Regions from separate parts of the Homo sapiens genome. Here region 2 is linked to region 1. Evidence: chromatin contacts called from ENCODE Hi-C or POLR2A ChIA-PET data. All regions are on one chromosome and are shown on one strand. Each heading gives the region's core, a stretch centred on a gene start or an enhancer-like site at or near the end of the contact. The rest is flanking DNA. Distances are from core to core; before and after follow the strand shown.

What was found. A loop is a pair of places that touch in the nucleus more often than their neighbours do. ChIA-PET counts read pairs that join two places held with the same protein, here RNA polymerase II (POLR2A). Pooled maps may share reads with other maps.
Region 2: a pooled map shows a loop between it and region 1 (13-fold over the local background). The contact joins the promoter of TIA1 here to the enhancer-like site in region 1. A Hi-C loop is called at or near these places in 5 of 50 pooled maps. POLR2A ChIA-PET finds 5 or more read pairs at or near these places in 4 of 52 experiments (activated CD4-positive, alpha-beta T cell, activated T-cell, activated naive CD4-positive, alpha-beta T cell and 1 more).

The regions. Positions count from the first base shown.
Region 1 is chr2:69,772,080-69,775,338 of GRCh38, forward strand. The region is part of intron 1 of ANXA4 (annexin A4); the gene reads left to right. Among named protein-coding and RNA genes, the nearest start is that of SMANTIS, 25 kb to the right of the region's middle. Within about 2 kb of position 1,317, at least 6 of the 41 ENCODE cell types and tissues checked have a DNase peak (open chromatin) inside an H3K27ac peak, as active enhancers do.
Region 2 is chr2:70,247,156-70,250,137 of GRCh38, forward strand. It overlaps TIA1 (TIA1 cytotoxic granule associated RNA binding protein), which reads right to left and starts at 1,473. Exons shown (of 13, transcript NM_022173.4): 1 at 1,250-1,473. The coding sequence starts at 1,275. It overlaps TRG-CCC2-1 (tRNA-Gly (anticodon CCC) 2-1), which reads right to left and starts at 1,906; the gene lies at 1,836-1,906. RefSeq lists enhancers at 239-1,054, 1,055-1,869.

The sequences.
Region 1 (3,259 bases), core at 67-2,566:
AAAGTGTATCACCTTCAGCCTTCATCTTTCCATCTGGAACAGTCCTGATGCTTTTAGAGTTATTTGAATCACCCCCAAAATGGGAGCGTGTTTGCATTTTACAGATGTAAAAACTGAGGCATAGTTGCTAATTATTTCGCCCCATCTGTGAGCAGCAAAGGAGCTTTTAAACCCCCAACACAGTCTGAGTCATTGTGGACTTGGTCACAATGTGCAGCTTATGGATTGTAGAAAGGGCTTCAGAGAGAAAGAACAAAGGAATCAAGGAAGGTGAGATAGCAAAGAATGTCGGGCAGAGGCTCTGCTAAGAGCATGGCACTGCGAGGCAGGTGGAAAATGAGGTGGGAAGGTTATAGGTGGAACTTCCAGAAGAAAGGCTTTTCAGCCCTTGGGAGCTGTCATTCTGTGCAGCTAAGAGAGGCCTTAGCAATTGCTAAGAGAGGCTGTAGCAATTGTGTTTTGGGGGGTGCATTTCTTTCCTCTTTCTGCTCCCCCCATCCTTGTGCCAAGAGTTATTGAGGCCTTACCAGGTGCCAGGCTCTATGCTAATAAGCATTTGTGTAGACTGACTTTACACATACTATCTGATATAACAATGAATCGAGGAGTACCATTTTCTGCATTTATTTGTATATTCTATTTAGAAATCTGTTTGGTGGCCAGGCGCAGTGGCTCACACCTGTAATCCCAGCACTTTGGGAGGCCGAGGCGGGCAGATCATGAGGTCAGGAGATCAAGACCATCCTGGCAAACATGGTGAAACCCTGTCTCTACTAAAAATACAAAAATTAGCTGGGCATGGTGGCAGGCGTCTGTGATCCAAGCTACTTGGGAGGCTGAGGCAGGAGAATCACTTGAACCCGGGAGGCGGAGGTTGCAGTGAGCCGAGATCATGCCACTGCACTCCAGCCTGGCAACAGAGCGAGACTGTCTCAAAAAAAAAAGAAAGAAAGAAAGAAAGAAATTTGTTTTGTACTAGTAAAACTTTAATAAATAAACAACAGCTGTCTGTATATAAATGTGTATATTACACTGTGTGCTGTCCAAGTTTCAAAATAAATTGAATAAAAGTACCCAGTGTTCAAGTATGATACCTTCTTTTTCCTTAAGTGAAATATTTCTAGCTCCTTGTGTAATGACTCTCAGTATTTCCAGAAGGCTTTGCTCAAGATGTCTTTCCACTTCTTGATGTGGTAAAAAGGAGTGGAATGTTCATATTAAAGCTTGCCTCTTTTGGAGAGGTGTCCCCCTTCCCTGCCTCCTCACTTGTCATTTATTCCAAAACTACATGAAAGCAAAGGGAAGGCCCTTGCTCTGAAAAGCAGTATCTGCCAGGGTTGTCAGCCAATTAGCATATGAATCATACTTACCAAGGGATATGGGTACATGTGGATCATTCACATGACATGAAACAGGGCCTCCAGACCAAGGACTGGCTAAGATCTGTGAAGGTCTTAAGTTTTGCCCCTGATTTTTTGTTTGTTTGTTTGTTTATCAATATTTGTTTTATTCTCCTTTCTTTTCTTTTCTTTTCTTTCCTTCTTTTTTTTTTTTTTTTTTTTTTTTGTTTTCGACAGAGTCTTGCTCTGTCACCCAGGCTAGAGTGCAGTGGCGTGATCTCAGCTCACTGCAACCTCTGCCTCCTGGGTTCAAGCAATTCTACTTCCTCAGCCTCCCGAGTATCTGGGATTACAGGCGTGCACCACCACGCCTGGCTAATTTTTGTATTTTTAGTAGAGACGGGGTTTCACCATATTGGTCAGGCTGGTCTTGAACTCCTGACCTCGTGATTCGCCTGCCTCGGCCTCCCAAAGTGCTGGGATTACAGGCATGAGTCACCGCGCCCGTCCTCAAGCAATTCTTGTACCTCAGCCTCCCTAGTAGCTGGGATTACAGGCATGCCAGGCTAATTTTGCTATTTTTAGTAGAGGCAGGGTTTCACCGTGTTGGCCAGGCTGGTCTCGAACTCCTGACCTCAGGTGATCTGCCCGCCCCTGCCTCCCACAATGCTGGGATTACAGGCGTGAGCCATCTCACCCTGCCCTATGTGTTAATAACCATTTAAAAATTTCCACCCTGCTAAGACTAGTCCGTGACTCTCTGTGCCTTTCTCCATTCTTCTCTTAACTAACCTCATGTTTTTATTAGCATCTGTAAGACCCATAAGGGGAAACTGAGAGAGAAAATTCAATAAGACTCCCTTGGTTTTGCAGCAGTAAGGTTATATGAGGTGTTTATGTAAAAGGAGCCCCCCCCCCCCCTTTTTTTTTTTTTTTGAGACAGAGTTTCGCTCTTGTTGCCCAGGTTGGAGAGCAGTGGCGCAATCTCAGCTCACTGCAACCTCCGCCTCCCAGGTTCAAGTGATTCTTCTGCCTCAGCCTTCCGAGTAGCTGGGATTACAGGCACCCGCCACCATGCCTGACTAATTGTTTGTATATTTAGTAGAGACGGGGTTTCATCAGGTTGGCCAGGCTGGTCTCAAACTCCTGACCTCAGGTAGTCCACCCACCTCGGCCTCCCAAAGTGCAGAGATTACAGGCGTGAGCCACCGCGTCCAGCCAAAAGGAGCCCCCTTAATCACAGCGTTTACCATGACCTGGGTAACAGGCATATTCAGCAGACAAATACCCCGATGATCATCAAGCCAGTCCTCTGTGGTTTGCATATGAAGCACATCAGCTGCTTCATCAGGGGTATTCTACTTGGCATTTATAAGGGGAGAGGAACAGTCCCCCTTCTCAGGGTAAACAGACCTTAGTGTGGCTTTTGTCCAGTCCACCAGGCTGGATGTTCTCTCAGGAATAACCTCCTATGTGTCTGGACCACCTGAAACATCTGCGATTGCTCCATAGAGAGCTGTGGGTCCTGCATCAACCCAAACATGAATGCTAGCATTTTGAATACTCTGCAGTGTTCGAAACCTAAGACACTGTCACTCACTTAGTTACTCACACAACCCATTTGAATAAAGGTTCTTCAGGAAGTTTATGATACTGATCTACAAAATGAAATAACTTCTTCACACTATACCCTGTGGTTTCAATCGTTTCATGGTTTGCCTTCCACCCCACATAAACTGCCTTCTTGGTTACCAGAGTTCTTAGTGATATTGTCTAATCTCAGCATGATTTTGCCATTGGTGGGTGGCTTTGCAGTTACTGGCTAGAGCGCAGACTCACTGAAATCTGAGCTTGGTCTGACCCAGCACTCTCTTTTAATTTTATTTTATCTGTTACAGATAATAACCAAGGGACTGAAT
Region 2 (2,982 bases), core at 223-2,722, 480 kb after region 1:
TCATGCACTAATTGCTACGTCCTACTGAAAAGATACTTTCTGAGCCTCAGGAATAGAGAAAAGAAATTTCAAGGTTACTAACAGATTAACTGACAATCTATTAAGAAAACAAGTGTAACCACATTTCCAATATAGACAAGAAATAGCAACTTAAAAGTGGAAAAATTTTGGAGGTAAAAAAACAATTACATCGTACTTCAGAGCAACTTTATTAGAGAGCTGCAAAGAGAAACCTAAAATTGCATTTTTAATGCATGGAGCTCTCAAACTGCCAGTATTCCAAGAATATAAACAAAAAGCTATGTCATCCAAGAAAAACAAAAAGCTATGTCAAGAACTCATTGAGCTTTTCTTCTTCCGAGAAATGCCAACAAAGGCAGGATCAACTCATCCGATAATACCTCGAAAAACAAAGAACGCAGTTGGGGAAGCCACACGACAAAGAAAATATCCACGCTCCGGTAATTTAACGCTATCTCTAAAAATTCTCTGTAAATATGTTAGGGCATTTACAGCCCGCTCGTTCAACACCATGTCAATCACAACAGTAGTAAACGACTATAAAAATAATATTAAATCCATTTCCCCTCAATTGATATATTCCTTCTGGGTGAGATTTCCAAATCCTTGGGGTGTCTGGTTAGGCTTTTTGGTCGGTGGGTGCTACAGAAGGAAAGCCAGAGGTTAAAGAAAAATGCTTGGCTTTTTTCCAATTGGCAACTGCAAGAATAAAGTTTACTGCACTGAAAATGAGTACAAGCACCCTCGAGGAGGAAAAAAAATCTTATCACCGAGAAGAAAATGAAAGGAAGAATTTCAGTAGGAAATCAAAAGTAAAATTAAAGGGAGACGGCTGTAAAGATAAGAAGAGGTTAATCAAAAAGGGGGAGAAGCGGGAAAAGGAAAGAAAGCATAGGACAAAAGGAAGGTTCGACGAGTTCTAAAAAGAGGTCTGAATTAAAGTCTTTTCTCCAGGTCTAAGACCACAGAGGGCCCGTGGCGAGAGCAAAGGTCATGCAATGGTGTTGCTAAAGTGAAGGGATTAATTGAGAGGGTTGAGCCCCGTCTCCCTTCACCTCGTCCTCACAGATTGGGTCTTGGTTGTAAGCATCCAGGTGCATGCTAAGGAAACAAAAACCACGATATCGCGGTGTCCACGGAGAACAATAGGCTGGGAGCGGCGCAGGGCCGAGGCCTTCCCTCCGGGACGACCACCATCCCGCCTCCCTCATCGCTGCCCCAGACTCACAGAGTCTTGGGCATCTCGTCCTCCATGGCTGCTGCTGTCGCGGCGGCGCCTCCAGGTCCAGCTCCCTGCCCTTCACTACCTCCCAAATCGTTTAAGCGGTTATGGCTACAGGATAGTGGGGTTTCTCGGCTGACCAGAGGTTACTCCGCCTCCTCCTCCGGCGGCAATTACACTAAACCGCCCGGCCCAGCGGGAACAATGAAACCCCAATACAAGATGGCGGCGAGCCGGGAGCCTAGGAGCAGCCAGCAAAGTTACCCGGGCCGCGCAGGCGCAGAATAATCTTGCACTCTCAACCTCCGGGCCGCCCGGCTACACCTTAATCCATAGGTTCACTTGTTGCGCAGCCGCTCTTCCACCCGACGCGAGGGACGCCTCAGACTGCGCAGGCGCAAGTATTAACTACTTCACGATTTGCGTGAACTTTTTTGTCTTCTGGCTGCGGATTCGAGTGTTTCGACCGCGAATTATGAGGGAGTGGAAACCTTCAGGGACAGTAAAAAGCCTAAATCTTTCCTCTTTTGGAAAGATATATAAAGACTCTTCAAGCTATCTGGTTTTTAGCGAGCGAGAAGCAAAACGCCTATGCGCCGCCCGGGAATCGAACCCGGGTCGCAAGAATGGGAATCTTGCATGATACCACTACACCAGCGGCGCTGTTGACATGCCCAGCCGCCACAGTATTTTAGGAGGAAATAGAAGCAGACGTTCTCTCATGTGAAAAGAATTGTCATGTATTATTTATTCATTTAAAAGTAAAAGTTTATTGACAGTCTGTAATCTTCTGTTTTCCAATAACATAAATAATTTATCTTTTCTCATCCCAAACATAGGAATGGATGTTTCAACTTTCTCTGTACAGAAAAAAAATTTCAATTTAAAATGTTTACTTAAGAAATAAGAAAAAAGAAAAAAAGTTTTACTTAAAAAAGTAAGGATTTTATTAAGAATTTGCGTCGTTGGTGCTAGCCAGATTTTTCAGCGCGGGGAGGATATTTCCAGATGCCAGATTTTTATTTATATTTGCATTTCTTCCGTGTATTGATTGCACATTGAAAAGCATTTAAGAAATAGCTGTTTAGGCCGGGGGCAGTGGCTCACGCCTGTTATTCCAGCACTTTGGATGGCTGAGGCGGGCGGATCACCTGAGATCAGGAGTTCGAGACCAGCCTGACCAACATGGCGAAACCCTGTCTCTACTAAAAATACAAAAATTAGCTGGATGTGGTGGTGGGGGCCCGTAATCCCAACTACTCAGGAGGCTGAGGCAGGAGAATCCTTGAATCTGGGAGGTGGAGATTGCAGTGAGCCGAGATCTTGCCATTGCACTCCAGCCTGGGCAACAGAACGAGGATCCGTCTCAAAAAACAAACAAAGAAACAAACAAAAAACCCCAGCTATTTAATGCAAATTGGTCACAAGAATCTTAAAAGTAAACAAGTCAAAAGATACATAAACTTCAGTCCAACTTTAGGAGGCAGAGAAATTAGAGCTCTGAAATGTGATTCAGTATACTCTGTATGCATTTCACATTGCTTATTATATATATATGTCACTAAAGTAATCCTATGTCTAGGAATCTATCCTACAGAAATAAAACAATTAATTTATAAAGATTTATGTGCCAAGATACAACTGCAGCATTGTTTACAGTAGAAAAAAATGGAGTAACCTGAATATCCATCAATGCCACTTATGGTAATTTATTCAATTTACACCAAATACATGTGGAA